Linked DNA regions of Mus musculus: region 2 is linked to region 1. Evidence: chromatin loops called from intact Hi-C (ENCODE). Cell type or tissue: gastrocnemius. All regions are shown on one strand. Links, peaks and the distances in the headings refer to the core of each region. The heading gives the core; the rest is flanking DNA. Region 1 holds the start of Nuf2 (NUF2, NDC80 kinetochore complex component). Region 2 overlaps Ccdc190 (coiled-coil domain containing 190).

Evidence for each region. A loop is a pair of places that touch in the nucleus more often than their neighbours do. Peaks named below come from ENCODE experiments on the same cell type or tissue, not always from the same donor. Only the 100,000 strongest peaks of a DNase experiment are listed, where the experiment ranks them.
Region 2: it touches region 1 in a loop (9-fold over the local background); 29 of 42 quality-filtered maps call a loop at or near these places.

The regions. Positions count from the first base shown.
Region 1 is chr1:169,527,745-169,537,446 of GRCm38, reverse strand. Nuf2 (NUF2, NDC80 kinetochore complex component) reads left to right here and starts at 5,983. Exons shown (of 15, transcript NM_001355159.1): 1 at 5,983-6,125; 2 at 8,636-8,711. Gm34624 (a long non-coding RNA gene) reads right to left here and starts at 5,870. Exons shown (of 3, transcript XR_373698.2): 1 at 5,350-5,870. In gastrocnemius, for the core only: CTCF peaks have their summits at 5,130 and 5,869; DNase peaks (open chromatin) are centred at 5,119 and 5,921; H3K4me3 peaks cover 1,616 bases; H3K27ac peaks cover 1,466 bases.
Region 2 is chr1:169,930,598-169,940,299 of GRCm38, reverse strand. It overlaps Ccdc190 (coiled-coil domain containing 190), which reads right to left. Exons shown (of 4, transcript NM_001033185.2): 3 at 7,185-7,305; 4 at 5,647-6,658. The coding sequence ends at 6,100. Among named protein-coding and RNA genes, the nearest start is that of Ccdc190, 6.5 kb to the right of the region's middle. In gastrocnemius, for the core only: a CTCF peak has its summit at 5,774 (motif pointing right); DNase peaks (open chromatin) are centred at 5,787 and 6,140; H3K4me3 peaks cover 767 bases.

The DNA of each region.
Region 1 (9,702 bases), core at 869-8,868:
TCCCAGGTGCTCTAACACGCCCAGAATCAGAGGATCCCAGGATCCCAGGTGCTTGGTCACACCAGGATCTCAAGGTACCAAAGGCAGCTTGACTCCCAGGAGCTCAGACACACCCAGGATCTCAGGATCCTAGAATACCAGAATCACAGAGACAGCTTGACTCAGAGGAGTTCTGACACAACCAGGATCACAGGAAGAACAGGCTCCAGTCAGAAATAGCCAGGGCAGGTTGCACTAGAGATAACCAGATGGCAGGAGGAAAGTGTAAGAACGTAAGCAACAGAATCCAAGGTTACTTGCCATCATCAGAACCCAATTCTCCCACCATAGCAAGTCCTGGATACCTCAACACAGCAGAAAAGCAAGATTCAAAACTAAAATCACTTCTCATGATGATGATAGAGGACATTAAGAAGGACATAAATAACTCCCTTAAAGAAATTCAGGAGAACACAGCTAGAAGCCCTTTAAAGAGGAAACACAAAATTCCCTTAATGAGTTACAAGAAAACACAATCAAACAGGCAAAGGAATTGAACAAAACCATCCAGGATCTAAAAATGGAAATAGAAACAATAAAGGGAGACAATCCTGGAGTTAGAAAACCTAGGAAAGAGATCAGGAGCCATAGATACAAGCATCACCAACAGAATACAAGAGATAGAAGAGAGAATCTCAGGTGCAGAAGATACCATAGAAAACATTGACACAACAGTGAAAGAAAACACAAAAAGCAAAAAGCTCCTAATCCAAAACATCCAGAAAATCCAGGACACAATTAGAAGACCAAACCTAAGGATAATAGGTATAAAGGGGAATGAAGATTCCCAACTTAAAGGACAAATAAATATCTTCAACAAAATTATAGAAGAAAACTTCCCTAATCTAAAGAAAGAGATGCCCATGAACATACAAGAAGACTATAGAACTCTAAATAGACTGGACCAGTAAAGAAATTCCTCCCGTCATATAATAATCAAAACACCAAATGCACTAAACCAATAAAGAATTTTAAAAGTAGCAAGGGAGGACTGGAGAGATGGCTCAGTGGTTAAGAGCACTGATTGCATATATAAAGAACTCAAGAAGGTGGACTTCAGAAAATCAAATAACCCCATTAAAAAATGGGGCTCAGAACTGAACAAAGAATTCTCACCTGAGTATTACCGAATGGCAGAGAAGCACCTGAAAAAATGTTCAACATCCTTAATCATCAGGGAAATGCAAATCAAAACAACCCTGAGATTCCACCTCACACCAGTCAGAATGGCTAAGATCAAAAATTCAGGTGACAGCAAATGCTGGCGTGGATGTGGAGAAAGAGGAACACTCCTCCATTGTTGGTGGGATTGCAGGCTTGTACAACCACTCTGGAAATCAGTCTGGCAGTTCCTCAGAAAATTGGACATAGTACTACCGGAGGATCCAGCAATACCTCTCCTGGGCATATATCCAGAAGATGCACCAACTGGTAAGAAGGACACATGCTCCACTATGTTCATAGCAGCCTTATTTATAATAGCCAGAAGCTGGAAAGAACCCAGATGCCCCTCAACAGAGGAATGGATACAGAAAATGTGGTACATCTACACAATGGAGTACTACTCAGCTATTAAAAAGAACGAATTTATGAAATTCCTAGCCAAATGGATGGACCTGGAGGGCATCATCCTGAGTGAGGTAACACATTCACAAAGGAACTCACACAATATGTACTCACTGATAAGTGGATATTAGCCCCAAACCTAGGATACCCAAGATATAAGATACAATTTGCTAAACACATGAAACTCAAGAAGAATGAAGACTGAAGTGTGGACACTATGCCCCTCCTTAGAATTGGGAACAAAACACCCATGGAAGGAGTTACAGGGACAAAGTTTGGAGCTGAGATGAAAGGATGGACCATGTAGAGACTGCCATATCCAGGGATCCACCCCATAATCAGCATCCAAACGCTGACACCATTGCATACACTAGCAAGATTTTATTGAAAGGACCCAGATGTAGCTGTCTCTTGTGAGACTATGCCGGGGCCTAGCAAACACAGAAGTGGATGCTCACAGTCAGCTAATGGATGGATCACAGGGCTCCCAATGGAGGAGCTAGAGAAAGTAGCCAAGGAGCTAAAGGGATCTGCAACCCTATAGGTGGAACAACATTATGAACTAACCAGTACCCGTGACCTCTTGTCTTTAGCTGCATATGTATCAAAAGATGGCCTAGTCGGCCATCACTGGAAAGAGAGGCCCATTGGACTTGCAAATTTTATATGCCCCAGTACAGGGGAACGCCAGGGCCAAAAAGAGGGAGTGGGTGGGTAGGGGAGTGGGGGTGGGTGGTTATGGGGGACTTTTGGTATAGCATTGGAAATGTAAATGAGCTAAATACCTAATAAAAAATGGAAAAAAAAAGCACTGATTGCTTTTCCGAAGGTCCTGAGTTCAAATCCCAGCAACCACATGGTGGCTCACAACCATCCGCAATGAGATCTGATGCCCTCTTCTGGGGTATCTGAAGACAGCTACAGTGTACTTAGATATAATAAATAAATAGATAAATAGGTAAATAAATACATCTTTTAAAAAGCAGCAAGGGGGAAAAGGTCAAGTAACATATAAAGGTAAACCTATCAGAATTACACAAGACTTCTCACGAGAGACTATGAAAGCTAGAAGATCCTGGGCAGATGTCATACAGACCCTAAGAGAACAGCCAAGCTACTATATTCAGCAACACTCTCAGATATTCCATGAAAAAACCAAATTTACACAATATCTTTCCACAAATCCAGCCCTACAAAGGATAATAAATGGAAACCAACAACACAAGGAGTGAAACTACACCCTAGAAGAAGCAAGAAATAGTCTTTCAACAAGCCTACACAAAAATAATTCCACCTCTAACAAGAAAATTAACAGGAAGTAACATTCACTTTTCCTTACTATCTCTCAGTATGAAAATTAATGTTGCCAACATATCATAATCAATTGAAATTCAAAAGTATGGGAATTAGAAATTTGTCAGCTGTCAACCTGTTGTTTCTCTAATTTTGTAATGGGAGAAAGACGTCCAATATTGTACAATCCATATACACTTTCTGCTTATTTGTACATGACAGGGTCTTTCTGTGTGCCACATAATGGTCTTGAAATCATGCTTCTCCTATCTCAGCCTCTCTATTAGTAGGATTGTTTATGTGATGTTTTTACACTATACTATGGTTTTTAGAACAGCTTACATATTCCAAAATGATTTATACAGCCAAAAGAAATGTAGACAATTAACTTGGGAGGTGGCTTGTAAGAGAATAGCAAAGAGTGAGAATGAAGGCATTGCTTGGTATTTATAATTATTGTATCAATTTTGAAGAAGAGGACTTTATAAGTTACTCTTATTCTGAGATGAATGTTTTTCAAAATCATCACAGCCAATGAACCAGAATCTTACCCTCACCTAACGTCTGTGCCACCCTCCAATCAGACCCATTGTTCATTGAAACAGTTGATGAATGACTTCATGGATAGACCATCTTAATACACACACCATTTCTTAAATGAATGTAACTTGTTCCCTGTGGGCTGAGAATGATGATAATCACTCAAGTCAAATAGCTTTGACCATAGCAGGATACCTGTATCCAAAAATCGTGTCTACAATTCATTCCTTGGAGCAGCAGAACTGTCAACTCTTGGCTTAGCTACTATGGAGGTAAAATTCTTTGGTGATGTGAGGGTCATTCAAGTACAACCTTATTACAATGAACTTCGATGTCCAAAAACTGTTCTTATTTTGTGTGTGTACCCCAGTAAGAGTCAAGATTTTCAGCTGTACTAAATAAAAACAAAGACTTCATCTATTTATGATCATTTAAAAAACTAAAAGTGATATATTATTTAAAATATTATTTTAAATATCATACAGTTAATATATTTGGAGTTACTTAAAATTTATATTGAGAAAAACACGTGTATTTTCAGTATTGCTGTAGACAAACATCTACATAAGACTGTTCAATTGATTGTTGTTTTATATCAGACAACTTTGATAATGCTCATTATTTTGTTAAAATTTAAAACATTTTTAAATTTTATAAATTTTAAAGAATATGATAACAAATGAAAGGTATTGAAGGTTTTGAATGGGGGGAGGCTCTCCTGGAGGAGTTGGGGAACAAAAGGGAAAGAAGAATGTGATGTAAGTCTATTTACTCAAAATATGTTTTTAGATGGTAACAAATTCAAATAAATTGAAGTTATATATCTTTTCTATCAAAAAATAGAATATATTAAGTTTTATTCTTTTTTTGTTTCCAGAGTCTCCTTATATATAACTCTGGCTGGTTTGGAACTCACCATGAAGATCAGGCTAATACTATCTAGACCAGGCTTGGCCTCAAACTCGTAGAGATCTGCCTGCCTCTCCCTGTGGAGTACTGACATTAGAGGCAAGCACAACCATGGTTTGAAGAGTACATTACTTTTAAAATTTTTCTGAGAAATCCTTGTCAGCTCCCTTGAAATACTGTTAACACCACGGGCTCTCATAAAGTCAACACTGGAAATTTACTAGAACATAAAATTTGAATTAATAAAAACACTGAGCAAGTATTTTCATGATATTAAATATGTTTGACTGATGATTCAGAATGGTGTTTATATAAACTACATTAAAATAATATAACTTCATGTACACGTTGAGGAAAGTATTTTAAGGGGTTAAAGCACAATGCCAGGTCTGTGGTTCCTTGTATTTATTTAGAGTTCACCACAAACAGCGAATGTTAGGTATTTTACAGTTTCAGACTAGTACTGCATAAAGTATTTCAAATGTATAGCTCAATTTCCAAAATCTTTCCTAAAGATGAACGTGACTGAAGAGGCAAACAGATTAACAAGAATGATTAGAGAGAAATAAAATGCAGACAACTACTTGAATTCAATGCTATTTTTCTTCTTAAGCCAGGACTGTAAACATGTACTTTAAAGCCCATAAATTTAGAAAAAAAAAATTTTTAATCCAGAACATTGTGTCCGATGTTTATCTCTGTAGTTTTGATTACTGGAAAGAAATGGAATGAAATTCTCAGTAATGTTAAAATCAATGCAGCAGCGCCGCCCAGTGAATAAACCGGATATAAAGCTACGTTGCCAGAATTCTCCATGTTAAATTGTACTGTATTTTCAGTGTAGCCATGTTCCATCTACTTATATGAAACTATGTTCTATAATATTGGCTCAAGAATATAACAATTAAAATCTTACCTATTTATTAAAAAAATCAAGTAGTAAAGGTACTCAAAGGATATTAAAACACCCGTGAATAGAGAGTTCTGTATATTCTTTGTTACCTGTAATGTCAGTAAGCCACAGAAATGGCTCACCGATGAGATGAACTAGTGGTTTTGCTCATGTTTGGCAAGTGTAGAATCATATTCCAGTACGTTTATGCTTCTAGATTTATTATCCTATATTGAGTCCTCAAAGTGAGTAAATTAAAGATTTAAATTGGACGTCCTTAACAATGTCTATCCATCCATTCGCTGCCCCGCCCTCAAGCTTTCATGGACCTAAGGAGAAATGATGTGTACAAATATCCAGTGAGGTCAAAATTTGACCCCATCAATGCTTATCAAACAGTAAGACTGTTACTACTACTCCTGGATTCTCTATAATGCCTTTGATTAATTTGGGAACAACACATCCTCTATTGCCTGTTACTCTCTGAGCCTAAGAGAAGGGGCTAGAAACCGTCTGTCTGCCTGCTCGCTATCAGGTACGCTGAAGGCAAAGTTCCAGTCTGGGACAACCCGGTAAACACATCCCGGAACTCCTCCCCCTAACTGCTGCGCTTCCTGGTCTGGCGGAATCGCGGTTCCGGCTAGAAACTATAACCCTGAAGAATGATTCCGCTGATCTGGAGCCTGGCTCGCTGCGCAACTCGTCAAGTCCCACCCACCGTGGGTCTTCTGAGCCTTCTCGGCATCCGTCGCGAAGGAAGCGCGCTGTGCGGAAAGGGGCCGGCCTCACAAAAAAAGGCGGCCGGTTTGAAAAATGACAACGGTCAGCGGCTTTCGGTTGGACGCTCGGTTTTTAACTGTTTTTCCGTGAGCTGCTAGGCCTCCAGGTGAGTTTGAGCGGGTGAGCGTTGGAGGGCCGGGTGCAAGGCCAAGGATCGGGGCATCTGGGTTTACTAACTTGTGTGTTGATTTGACAGGCTCATCTATCCCAGGTTGGTCTCGAACCCCTATATTCCTGAGACTAGCCTTTTTTTATTTATTTATTTAACTTTATTTGTAATTCAATTTTTTTACACTTCATATTCCATTCCCCGCCCCTCCCCATCCACCCTCCGACTGATCCACATCCCAAACTCCTCCCCTCCCCACCCTGTCTCCACATGGATGCCCCCACCCCACCTGATCTCTAAACTCCCTGGGGCCTCCACTCTCTTGAGGGTTAGGTGTATCATCTCTGAATGAACACAGACCCGGCAGTCCTCTATGTGTGTTGGGGGCCTCATATCTGCTGGTGTATGCTGTCTGTTTGGTGGTCCAGTGTTTGAGAGATCTCAGGGATCCAGATTAATTGAGATTGCTAGTCCCCTTACAGGATCGTCCTCCTCAGCTTCTTTCAGCCATCCCTAATTCAACAACAGGGATCAGCTGCTTCTGTCCATTGGTTGGGTGCAAATATCTGCATCTGACTCTTTCAGCTGCTTGTTGGGTCTTTCGGAGGGCAGTCATGTTAGATCCCTTTTTGTGAGCGCTTCATAGCCTCAGTAGTAGTGTCAGGCCTTGGGACTGCCCCTTGAGCTGGATCCCACTTTGGGCCTGTCACTGGACCTTCTTTTTCACAGGCTCCTCTCCATTTCCATCCCTGGAATTCTTTCAGAGAGAAACAATTATGGGTCAGAGGTGTGACAGTGGGATGGCAACCCCATCCCTCACTTGATGTCCTGTCTTTCTGCTGGAGGTGGGCTCTATAAGTTCCCTCTCCCTACTGCCGGGCATTTCATCAAAGGTCCCTTCCTATGAGTCCTGGGAGTCTCTCACCTCCCATCTCTCAAGTGCTGACTTTACGGGCATGAGCCACAAGAATGGCGTCAGTGTGACTTGTTTGAATGCTTGCCAATTTTTTATGTATCTCCATTGCGCCACCATCTCTGGATTAAACCAAGAACCATTTATCAAAAGGCGAAAATATCATAATCCAAAAGTCAGGGAGCTGAATGTACCTGGATCTACGTGGGTGTAACACAAAGCCTTCCCCGTATTTTCCAGGAATGCTTTATCTAGTTCCTCAGAATTGGGAGTTGCTTGCTTAAGTTTGCATTGCAAAGCCAGTTGTATATAATGTAAGTTATGTTGTGCTTAGCACTGAAGTGTTACATATAACGGAGAAATGGGAGCTCCTAGAGGTAATTGTCCTATTTGAACTAAAATGTCAGAGAGCTGTTTTACTGTATATAAAGTATATAGTATCTTTATAGTTAGATGGCCTCTTTCTCTGTATACGCAACACACACACACACACACACACACACAGGAGTTGGAACTGAAATTGCACTATTAAAATGAACACAATTTGCTTCTGAGAAGAGAGCATTATTACTTCTAAGTGCAGTTGTGAGCCTCTGGGTAGCTTTACGTTGGGAAATTGATCCTCAGAAATTCTCAGGCAGGTGTAACACAACATTGGACACTTAGGAGAAGACTTGGAAGGCATTAACTTGGACCAGAAAGAGCATGAGATTATTAAAGGCTTTGGCAACTTCAGTGGGAAAGGCTGGGATTTGTGTGGTAGGTAAGCCCTTTGTACGTTTGTAAGGGTTTGATGGTTTATAAGAATTACCCTGACAGTAGTGTATATCACATCAGCAGAGAGGGGTGTGTGATTATGATTTTATACCCACGTTTTCTGTTATTAATCTATCTCTAATCTAGGTGTGGCTTGTTTTTTTTCTCAAGTAACCCCTTATGTTCTTATAAACAATTTCAAAAACTGAGATGCAGATGAAAAATATTGAATGCTTAATTCAATTTTTTTGCCTCTGAAAGCTTGATGGTTTCAATTGAAGAAATAAACTGACCTCAGGATACGGAACAGAAAAGCCCAGAATCTGATATGTGCCTGAACCCAAAGGAGGACTTGCTACTCGAGCGCAGAAAGAGATTAGTGAGGGGCATGAACTTCTGTAGGGAAAGAGGGTGACTGGAGAGTTACAGCTGTGGCTAGAGGGGATACACAGTAAACGGAGGCTGCCTTGCCATACTGATGGAGTCTCTCATGTCATTGTCCTGATTGTCCTGTAGTGACCTGTACCTGGGCAGGGATCAGAAATGGCTTTTTTTTTTTTTTTTTTTTTTTTTGGTTTTTCCAGACAGGGTTTCTCTCTGTGTAGCCCTGGCTGTCCTGGAACTCACTCTGTAGACCAGGCTGGCCTCGAACTCAGAAATCCGCCTGCCTCTGCCTCCCGAGTGCTGGGATTAAAGGCGTGTGCCACCACGCCCGGCTGTAAATTGTCTTGTTTTCAGGCTGAGATCTCTCTATGCAGAGAGGAAACTTTCCCATAGAGAAACCTCTGACTGCTTTTTCTCTTTTCTAATGTAAATATCTATACATGTCTTTTGACAGGAGGACCTTGTTGAGCCTTTCCTGCGTCTACAGAGGTCTGTGGTTTCTTGAAACACAGGAAGCAACAATACTCAGGGTAGGATATTTTGCTTTCCCCAACATTTACACTGAAATAGATGGCTAATGTATGAAGCATCTTAACTAAATTTGAGTGATCCTAGTTCTTAAATAAAAGTTTACAGTTATGAAATTCAGTAGTAGAAAGTAAAAATCATAGTTTAAAGTTCAAATTCTGTAAGAAGCGTGTGGGGAAAATCCAGGATCACAGGCCATGTTGAAGCTCTTGGAGTTTCTTTCACTGGATCATAACTCTATTTCTATATGAGTGCTACAATTGCCCGCAGTCACTAGAAGCAGTTCCTTCCTGTATTAACACTCTGCCCTAGACCAAGATTGACTGGCTGGGGAAATAGCTCGGTGTGGAAAGGCAGACCTGAGTCAACCCCTAGAACCCACTGTTTTTATTTTTTATTTTTTTAGTTCTAGGCATGATAGTATTTACTTATAGTCTCAGCATTGTAGAGATGGAGACAGGCAGGCCCCTGGTGGTCAGTCAGCCTAGCGAACTTGATGACCTCTAAGTGATTATGATTAAATAAATGAGCTCCTTCCTTTCTTCCTTTCTTTCCTTCTTTCCTTGTTTTTTGTATTGTTTTGTTTTCGAGACAGGGTCTTTCTGTGTTGCCCTGGCTGTCCTGGAACTCACTCTGTAGACCAGGCTGGCCTTGAACTCAGAAATCCACCTGCCTCTGCCTCTCAAGTGCTGGGATTAAAGGCATGCACCACCACTACCTGGCATAGATGCCATTTCTGAGTAAATAAATCTAGGCTCATGAGACCATATCTTTAAATAAGTAAGTAAACAAACAAGTAAATGGATGATTAATAGATGCCAGAAAGAAAGAAGGAAAGAAAGAAAGAAAGAAAGAGAAAGAAAAAAAGAAAGGCAGACAGAAAGATGAATGGTTGGCACCTGAGAAACAATTGGAGGCTGCCTTTGGTCTCCACATGTACCTGCATACACACAGACATAGACTAATACAAAGGAAGATGTTGACAAAATAATA
Region 2 (9,702 bases), core at 983-8,982, 400 kb before region 1:
TGGAACATGGACCTCGGAGATGATCAGAAATAGACTGGACCCCAGTTATATTTGCTGTTTACTCAGAATATACCCAGGATTCTCTAGTTCAAATCTCTCCCTTCAGATTTCCCAGCTGTCAAACGAAGTGAAGATGACCCTTGACACCAGTTGGATGATTGGTTCATTTCCTGACTGCAACATTTCTGTCTCTCTTATGCTAAGATTTTTAAGTAGGGTTATTGCTGCATTTGCATGAGTATATATACATACGTGTAGGAGGTGTTCATGGGAATACCCACAGGATAGCAAAGGGAAATAGCCACTAAGAAAAATGTCCTTCCTGTCATTATCTTCCAAAATGTATGGAATCTTTGTTGACTATTTGATTCTTATGATATAAAAAGCTTTTATTCCAGGATAGTGTTTTTAAAATGTGCTTAGCAGGTCACCATAGTTCCTGGAGATTATGTATGGACAAAGTTCCCATGCCATATCCATTAGGGTACTTCAGCTTCTTTTATTTTCTTTCTGGATGCTCATCCTGATATTAACATGCTAAAGACTTAAGAGAAGTCTCATCTAGAGAAATTGATTCCAATTATCTAACCCAGGTTTCCCCAGACTTATTTCAACTCTATGTCTTTCCCTAATCGCACTTAGTAAGATTTCTTAGAAAACCCTTTGAGAAATTATGTTAGCATAATAGCTAACTTCTTGACTCTCAAGGTAATTTTTCCTGAATGGGCCATCTTTACCACTAGGGGGCAGCATTGACACGCATACTGTGAACAAATTTCCATTCTAAACCAAAATTCACTGACTAAAAATTCACCCCAAATAATCACTTTCATAGCCTACTTCTTTTAAAAAGCCATCTCACATCTTTGAACTGGGGTTGAACTGGCTGATCTCTGTATCCCCTTCCAACTCTGGGACCCTTGGTAAACCCCCAGGAGAATAATGAGATGTGCCTTCTGTCCCTGAGTATAACTGTGTTATACTTATCTGCGTGATATTCAGGATTAAACAGCAGGGCAAGGATGAGTTGTGAGCTTGCACACCTAGGCATCTGATCGCTGATATAGGGGCACATTTTCCTGTGGGTGAACTCTCTTCAACCCCAGCAGAGTTATTTCCAGGTAAATGGAAAATAGGTATCCATCTGTATAGTGAAAGAGTGTCTACTGAGAATCAGTCCTGTGATGAAGAGATAGTCACCTTTTGCTGTGAATATAATTATAGAACAGTCTTGACCTTATGCTATGCTGTACAGCAGGGTTTTTGTTCACATTTGAACACAACACCATTAGGTAATGCTTCTGCTCTGGATGGACACAAGCTACTGGGGGCAGCCAGCTCAGACCTGCAGGTTGTGTGCACGCTGGAGGCTCAGTTTGCTAGGGATGGGGACAGCAGTGAGATAGCCTATCCTGAATCCTTAGAGATCCCCAGAGAAGCTGCCAGGTGGGGCTCTGCCCAGTTCTCTTTCTGTGCCTTTGTCTCTAGTCCAAAATGAATCTGACCATTTTCCCTTTACATTTAGGGCTTGTCTTACACCGAGTTTGTTATTTTGAAGATGAGCTTGGATAAAAACATGGGCAAAATCTCTATCAAATTTTCTGGAACTTAAAAAAATGTCTAGTTGCCAAATGTAACAAATGGGACACACCTTTAACTCAAGGACTGAGCAGGACTGAGCAGGACTGAGAGTTTGAGACCGGCCTCCATTGTATAGCAAGAGTAACCAAACCCAAACTGTTAGGATCAGCATTCACCATCATGTCCCCAAACAATCTCCTCCCACTAGCCTGCGGAGAGGCACAACATTGCTGCTGTGGACTTCTATAGTGAGCCACTGTGCAGCCATGAGGGCCTTCTCTATACTTTTATTCCTAAAGAAAGTGATGAATGCGTACGTGTGTGTGTGTATGTGTGTGTGTGTGCACGTGTGTGCATGATGTGTTCATATGCCCTTAGAAAAATGAATATAAGAAAACCATGCAGATGTGAGAACTCTTATATCTAGCCTGTAAAACTCCATATATATATAATTTTAGTTGTTTTATGTGTGTGGGTATTTTGCCTGCATGCATGCCTGTGCCCCATGTGTGTGCAGTGCATAGAGGCCCGAGGAGAGAGTTGGATCCCCTGGAACTGGAATTACAGAGAGTACTTAGCTGCCATGTAGGTGTTAGGAAGAGAGACCAGGTCCTCTGGTGGCCAGTACTCTTAACTGCTGTGCCTTCTCTGCAGCCCCTACATATATATTTCTAACCCTTTTCTGCATCTTTAAGTCCAGCCCATAGCTTCCATGGCTGTTGTTTGGCTGCCATCACAGCCTCCCCATTTCAGGAGACCACTGGGCTGGCTGGCTATGGGCTTTTGGAGCCTGCTGGGGTAGCTGAATGTGGTGGGGCGATGCAGAAGGCTTGGGTCCCTGGGTTCATTCTGCTTCTGGGACTTACTGCCTCTGAGATTCTGAACACATAGTCTGGCCTTTCTGAGGCAAAGGTGAAAACTCTCTTTTCATGAGTGAGAGGAGACGGAGGTCTCCCTCCAATCCTTGGCTCCTTAACCACTTATGCATCACCAGCCTCATGTTGAGCTAAATTCAAAACCAGCAGATCCATCAGCAGACTCACTGGACATTCTGATCATTAGCGTCCTATTTTCTGGAGTTCAGGAGAAAGTTGAATAGGACATGGTTGCTGATGAGCAGGAATACACTTGCTTGCTGTCTGCTTCTCTCCCCCGGCCTTGAGGCATGTCCATTTGGCCAACTTCCGTAACACCCTTTGTCTCCTCTCACTCCAACACAGGGAGAGTCCTCAGCAAAAATACACAGAAAGGTTCTCATTGCCACTTGGGCAATGAACTATCCTTACACGTAGCTTACATACATTGTCATTTATCACAGGCTAAATGTTTGAATTGAGAGTTTCTCTCTTTAGTGATCATGACAGTGATGGCGTCAGGGTGGGTCAAACTCATATGTGTTACTTAGAGTCTGACGAGACTTCCCTGTGGCTCACTTCCATGGAACAATTTTTATACAATTAAGCTCAAACCATTCAAAATAGCATGACTGATGATATTGAAGTTAATTTATACTGTAATTGATGGCCATTATTAGGGAATGTAACAGCGACCTGTTCACAGTAGTGGTGGGGAAGTGGAGACATCTGGGGGGTGTTTCACGTTATGCCTGATCAGGTGAAACCTTTCTTCCTAGCAATCGCAAGTGATCCATATTCTAGCCATAAGTGAGATGAAGATTCTGTACTAAATATGTCTTTTTACAAAAAATTTCATCAAGGGGCTTTCTTGGGACAGGGCCTCACATGGACCAGGCTGGCCTCAGCCTTGATCTGCTGATAAGTCTTGCGGTCTTGATAATGACTGCGGCTCAGCGTGCGCCTCTCTGCCTCAGGAACTGAACTGTCTCAGCTTGGTGAGGGGGAACCAGAATGGTTCCCATTTTCTCCCATGATTTCCAGTTTCCTTTACAATTGCCCTGGTACTCCTTACTTTTTGCTGTAAATGCTTTTATTTTGTACAGATTCTCTCATTGGGTGTCACCTGTGTGCAGACTTGCCTCATGCAGGAGGATGTGAAAGCCAGAAGTTAATGCCCAGTGCTATTTCTGGCAGACCAGACGACCAGTTAGCCCTGGGATCCGTTTCTGTGCCCTGCATCCCGTTCCCCACAGAGCTAGGATTACAGGTATGTTTGGTTACACCAAGCTTTTATGTAGATGACAGATCTGCCCTCAGGTCTCTGTGCTTGGACAGCAAGCTCCTTACTGAGTCATCGATGCCACCTCATGTTGTTCTTGATCCACTTTAAAATTTCCTTGCAGAACTGATGGAGTTTCTGTGTTACAGCTTAGGGCCGGTCGAGAGGGGCTCAGTCGCCACCTCTGTGAGTGTCCAAACGCCTCTACCTCCAGGCAAAGAGTAGATGCCCTCCACACAGAAGACATTAGGGTAATACAGTGAAGGAGAAAGCTCCCTTTCCACCAGGGAGTGGAGATTTGTGAGCAGATCTCTCCCCAGTCCTTGGGCATTTTGCAAAGGTGGTTCTCTGTTCTAGGAGCCCCTGCCTTCATGACTAGTGTAAACAACTTGTGAACCATTGACCTTTGCCCCTGACCTGCCTTCCCCATTAAAGGACACACTAAAAGAAAAAAAATGCTATTTCTACTATAAACTATTGCCTTGCCATTGAAGGCCAAAGGCTGGGCTAAAAAACTGATTTTTCCAAGAGGTAGCACAGTAGATAGAGGGAGTGTGACAGAGGGCAGTGTGCAGACCTGACTCAGAGGACATTTTCTGCCTGGCTCTGTTTATCTAATGAAGACTGAAAGAAAAACCATTTGCAGAGTTCTGAGGACAACTGGGATGCTGTGTGGGAAGCTCTGGACAGCAGGAGATGCTGGAAAATGGGAGCTATTATGAGTTATGGATTTAAACACCAGGCATCGCAAATGGGAATTAAATAGTGTTATTAAACTAAACACAATTAATTCATACTTTGTCATTAAATTTGAATTAATTTAACCCCTAGGAGCTTTAGTATTAGACGATGGGGTCCTTTATCATTTTCGATATAAATAGTTTCTAGTTCTTCAAGATGTCCTCAAGGTAGACTGCAACAAATATGTCTGCTTAACTGTAAGAGCCTACAATGCCAGCTTCTCAGGAGGGTGAGGCAGGAGGATTGCTGAACCTGGGAGTTCAGGGCCAACCTGGGACAGCAAGTTTAACCACTGTCTCAAAATCAATCAATCAATCAATCAATCAAAAAAATCAAAAAACCAAAAAGAAAAAAGAAACAAACTAATTCAAAGTAAACAAATACTTGCAAAACAAATATATAAGTCCTGAATTTATCCTTTTGGTTTCCAAGTTTGCTATAGGGTTGAAAACTTGAATTTAACAGTTGCTATTTGATCTTGGACTTAAAAGTAAAAGATAGTTTTTCTAAAGAAGTCACTATAAACGATAAACGTGAAATTTTTATTTGGTGTATTATTAGGCGAGGAATAGGATTTTAAATGGATTAGCTGTGAGCTGCTGTTTTCTGATGACAAATGACACCATTTGTTTTAAGTGTGAAATTCAGGCCATCTAGGTAGGGGACCAGTTTTACTCAGTTCATTCAGTGGGACCCAGGCTATGCTGACCTACTTAAACCAGTGGTCTTTGTTTTCCTAAGAGAGCTTGTCCTGACAGGGTTTCACTGTGTCACTAGTCTCTGTTAATCCTCCTGCTTCAGCGTCCCAAATACCGGGATACTGGAGTTATAAACATGTGGCATCACACTCGCTTAAAACAATGACTTTAAAATGGAAATTATCCTTATTTTACTGTGAGACGGTTTGTTATTGACTGAATCTGGCATAGGTTTGTAAGTGTGCAGCAGGTCGTAAGATATTTTGAGTAGGGAGAAGACGGAAGGACACAGATTAGTTCCATTAGGACCCAAAAATGTTTGATACTAATGTGGAAACTGGGAAAGAGAAACCCAATGGAACTGTTTGGAAAGAAAGTAAGGAAAGGAGGGAAGAGAAGGGGAGAGGAGGGGAGGGAGGGTGGAGAGAGGGAAGGAAAGAGAAACAAAAGGGAGAAGAGAGGAGATGCTTCAAAAGGAGACCAGAGCTGTGGCTAGAACAGCTTTTATCTGGAGACCAGGTCACCGTACGTGATTTCAGTTGAGTTCCCATGCAACACCCTCCCCACCCCTCCCACCCCCCCACCTCAAAGAAAACTAGGCAAATAGCTATGCCATTTGACCAGCAGGTGGCACTCTAAGCATCGCAGAGCTTCGGACAAACAAGACTTTCTTCTTCAAAATAAGCCCAGGTTCGCAACTTAAAATATTTTCATAGTATTTTCCCTCTCCTTCCTCTTCATAGTGGCCTTGTTTATTAGGAGGAAGACCAAACAAAAGGGCAGGGTCCCCGAGGTTGCAAAAGAAAGCTTATTTTGCATTTCTGCTTGTTTCTGTGCGTTGCTACGGCAGCTATTTGAAGGGTCTCGTTTCCATAGTGATTACAGAATATCTTCTGGTCAGGCGACATTACACAGGCAGAGAGGAAGGGACTTGGCACCATTTTCACAGTGTTTCCCCTGTTCTGGGGAGTGAGTAGTGTTTGTGTCCAAATATCTCTCCGATGCTAAGTAATCTCTCAGACTCGGGGGGCACCCTGTGGCGGACATAGTGAGCATTCTTGGCCTTTTCGAACAGCTCTAGGAAGGATGGCTTTGTGCGTTCATCTTTGAAGCTTCCTGCATAGTCCACGGAGCTGGGGGAATTTTGTACATCAGCATCTCCACGTGGCTTTTGACTGGCATTTTCAGATCTGGTCTCATTAGCAGGTGCTGACCCTCTCTCACCATCTTGGCTGGACACGCCACTGTCTTCTGTCTTGTTGGTGGACAGCTCTTGGTCATGACATGGGACAGAGACATCCTTGCTGGGGTCCACGCCCTTCAGTGGATTCGTGGGCTCTCCCTCCTGGCCTTGTGGGCTTCCTTCTTTGAAGCAGCTGGTTCTCTCACCGTGAGATAGAAGGTGCTCTTGGCTTCTCAGGGTGTCTTTGAGGACAGGGTCATGTAAAGAGGGCACCGGAATCTTAGTTTTAACTTCTTGGGTAACACTGTTTTTCAGTGTTCTGGGGAGTTGAGGGAAGAGATGAAAAGGAAGAAATAAACATCTTTGAAAAATTTAGAGGCTCCTACTTAGTCCTTTCTGAGTTTTTTTGTTTTTTGTTTTGTTTTGTTTTGTTTGTTTTGTTTTGTTTTGTTTTGTTTTGTTTTGTTTTGTTTTTTTCCCAAGACAGGGTTTCTCTGTGTAGTCCTGGCTATCCTGGAACTCACTCTGTAGACCAGGCTGGCCTTAAACTCAGAAATCCACCTGCCTCTGCCTCCCAAGTGCTGGGATTAAAGGCTTTGTGCCAGCGCTGCCTGGCTACCTTTCTGGGTTTTAGACTGTGGTTCCCTTCAGTGTGGTTTCAGTTGAGGTGGTAAAGTGGGTGAGAAGGGGTGGAAGGTGGAGGGTGGAGGGTGAAGGGAGAGGGGCAGGAGTGTGTCTGTCTAGGAAGAAGAAGGAAGAATCTCCTCAGATGGAGGACATGCTTTAGAGAGATTGGTGGGGAAGTGGGATCCAGTGTCTACCTAAGCACTTAATCATATACTTACCTAATTTTAGGCTCCGGGACTGCGTGCCTCTGTCCTGTTGGTGGCAAGAATGTGACAACATCTTTCGATCTCTTTTGAATTTCATGCCCCACATAAGAAGAGAACCTTTTCTTGATGATATCTGCTAAGAAATAATTATCAAACAATAGGCTGGAAGGATGGCTCATCTGATAAGAGCGCTCCGATGCTCAATCATGAGGACCAAGAGTCTGGATCCACATCCAGGGCTCACAAACATCTTTAACTCCAGCTCCAAAGGACCTGACACCCTCTTTTGGTCTCTGTCCATATTTGCACACACATGTGCTCATACACTCACTCAGATATCCACACAAACATATGTGCACATAAATAAAATACAGTTTAAAGTAAGTTAATGTGTTAAAAATAAAATAAAATAATGTGGACTGAATTATGCAAAATTTCATTCGTTGGGTCCTAATCCTTAGTATTATGATATTGCTTGCAGACAGGCTTTTTGTAGAGATGATAAAATTAATATGAAGACATTATGGTAGGTCCTGGCCATTGTGATGGGGTTTCTATGGCAACAGCAAATCTGAGCAGACACGCAGATTGGGCAGCGTGAAGGGACCTGTCGTCTACACATCAAAGAGAAAGCCTGCTCCTGTGTCACACCCAAGGAAACCAGCCCTGCTCACATGCCCATTTTGACTTCTAAGCTTCAAATGTTGACACAGTGAAGGCACATGGACTGAGCTGTGTGGTTTTGGCACTTTGCTGTGCAGCCCTAGAAAATGAGTACAGTGAGAGAGGAAACTGTACACCCAGAACTGGGGCTTCAGAGAGCTGGTATGTGAGGATGCTGGGCTCCCTTCACGTGTTGCAATACTCTGACACAGTGGATGGGAACAGCAAGGTTCCACAGGTCCAACTGTTTGCCTAGAACATGTCAGAGAGGATTTAGACACCAAGATCAGATGTTGCAACTGCCTCAGGCCCGGTGGGCTTTGTTCTAATGCGTTACTTGGCAGGCACAAGTGTTTAAAAAAGAAAATAACCGGGTGTGAACATTTTGTCTGTTTACTACAGTTGTGTGCCTGCCTTCTACCCGTGGCAAAGGTTTGCAACTGCCTGAGGCCAGGAATCCGTGAACTTTGCATTTTTCCAGGTGATGTTCCGGGCCTCAGTAGTCACAGCTGAAGAGAACACACCGACTGACTCTATTAGTTTTCAAGGCATTGAAGGCTGAGTCATTTGGAATGGAAAATCTTGCATTGCTTTGTGTTTTAGTGAGAATCACTTCAAGTTAGAGTGGTTAAAGGCTGGCGGTGTTGTTTAGTGGTAGATAGATTGCTAAACATACAAAAAGCCCTGGATTCGAACCTGAGTACTAGGCCAACTGCCTCCCTACTAAACCCAAACCAGAAATTGTGCCAAGAATATCAACCAAACACATAGCAAACTGCCACCACCAAACAAAAGCCAGGATACCACCACCCCCTCCTGAGAAGCACCAGTTGTGGTTAGAATGTATTGGGCACCAGGGATAAGGGCTCAGAACCACACAAGGGCCATGGATGTCACATAAAACTCTTGGAGTCACTTCTTTGAGTCCTTTGCTTTATTGTCTCCTTAGGGCTAGATCGAGACACTTTTATGTTTTAACCTATTTTCAATAAGCTATAGGTGTTTAATTAAATATTAAAAAAGGATTTGCTAGCTCTCCAGGCAGCCCACTCTTCTGCAGTTGAGACGGCAGAGCCAATAGGCTCAGAAATGAATATATCTTTTCTCTGTGCCTTCACCTTTCTCGCTGTCTTCACCATAATGGCATGGCATTGTATCTGCCTAGTTATCCCGTTTAGCCCTGTACCTTCGATGGACTACCTTGAGCAGGGCACTTTACTCTGATTTCCTTTATGCTTGGCTGCATCACGTCATGGAACCCTGATAGATTCTACTTTCTCAATGTCTTGAAAGACTGGTTGTCCCATTTTTTTCTCCTGCCAAGATTCTAGTTCAAGCCTTTTACATCAAACCCTACATTTGGAATTCTATCAGGTCTACTCTGGCTGTGTCCCAAGCTTGCTCTTTCTTTCTTTCTTTCTTTCTTTCTTTCTTTCTTTCTTTCTTTCTTTCTTTCTTTCTTTCTTTCTTTCTTTCTTTCTTTCTTTCTTTCCTTCCTTCCTTCCTTTCCTTCCCTTCCCCTCCTTCCTTCCCTCCCTTCCTTCTTCCCTCCCTCCTTCCCTCCTTCCCTCTTTCTTTCTTTCTTTCTTTCTTTCTTTCTTTCTTTCTTTCTTTCTTTCTTTCTTTCTTTCTTTCTTTCTTTCTTTCTTTCTTCCTTCCTTCCTTCCTTCCTTCCTTCCTTCCTTCCTTTCTTTCTTTCTTTCTTTCTTTCTTTCTTCCTTTCTTCCTTCATAAGCACTGTAGTCAGAAACTGTATCTCTAAACCATGAACGTGGAATCCCCTGCACCCAGCCCCTGTAGGATGGGGTCTACCCTTGTGAAGCTATGGCTGGAGTCGCTGCCTGGTTAGTACGGGTTCAGAAACTGC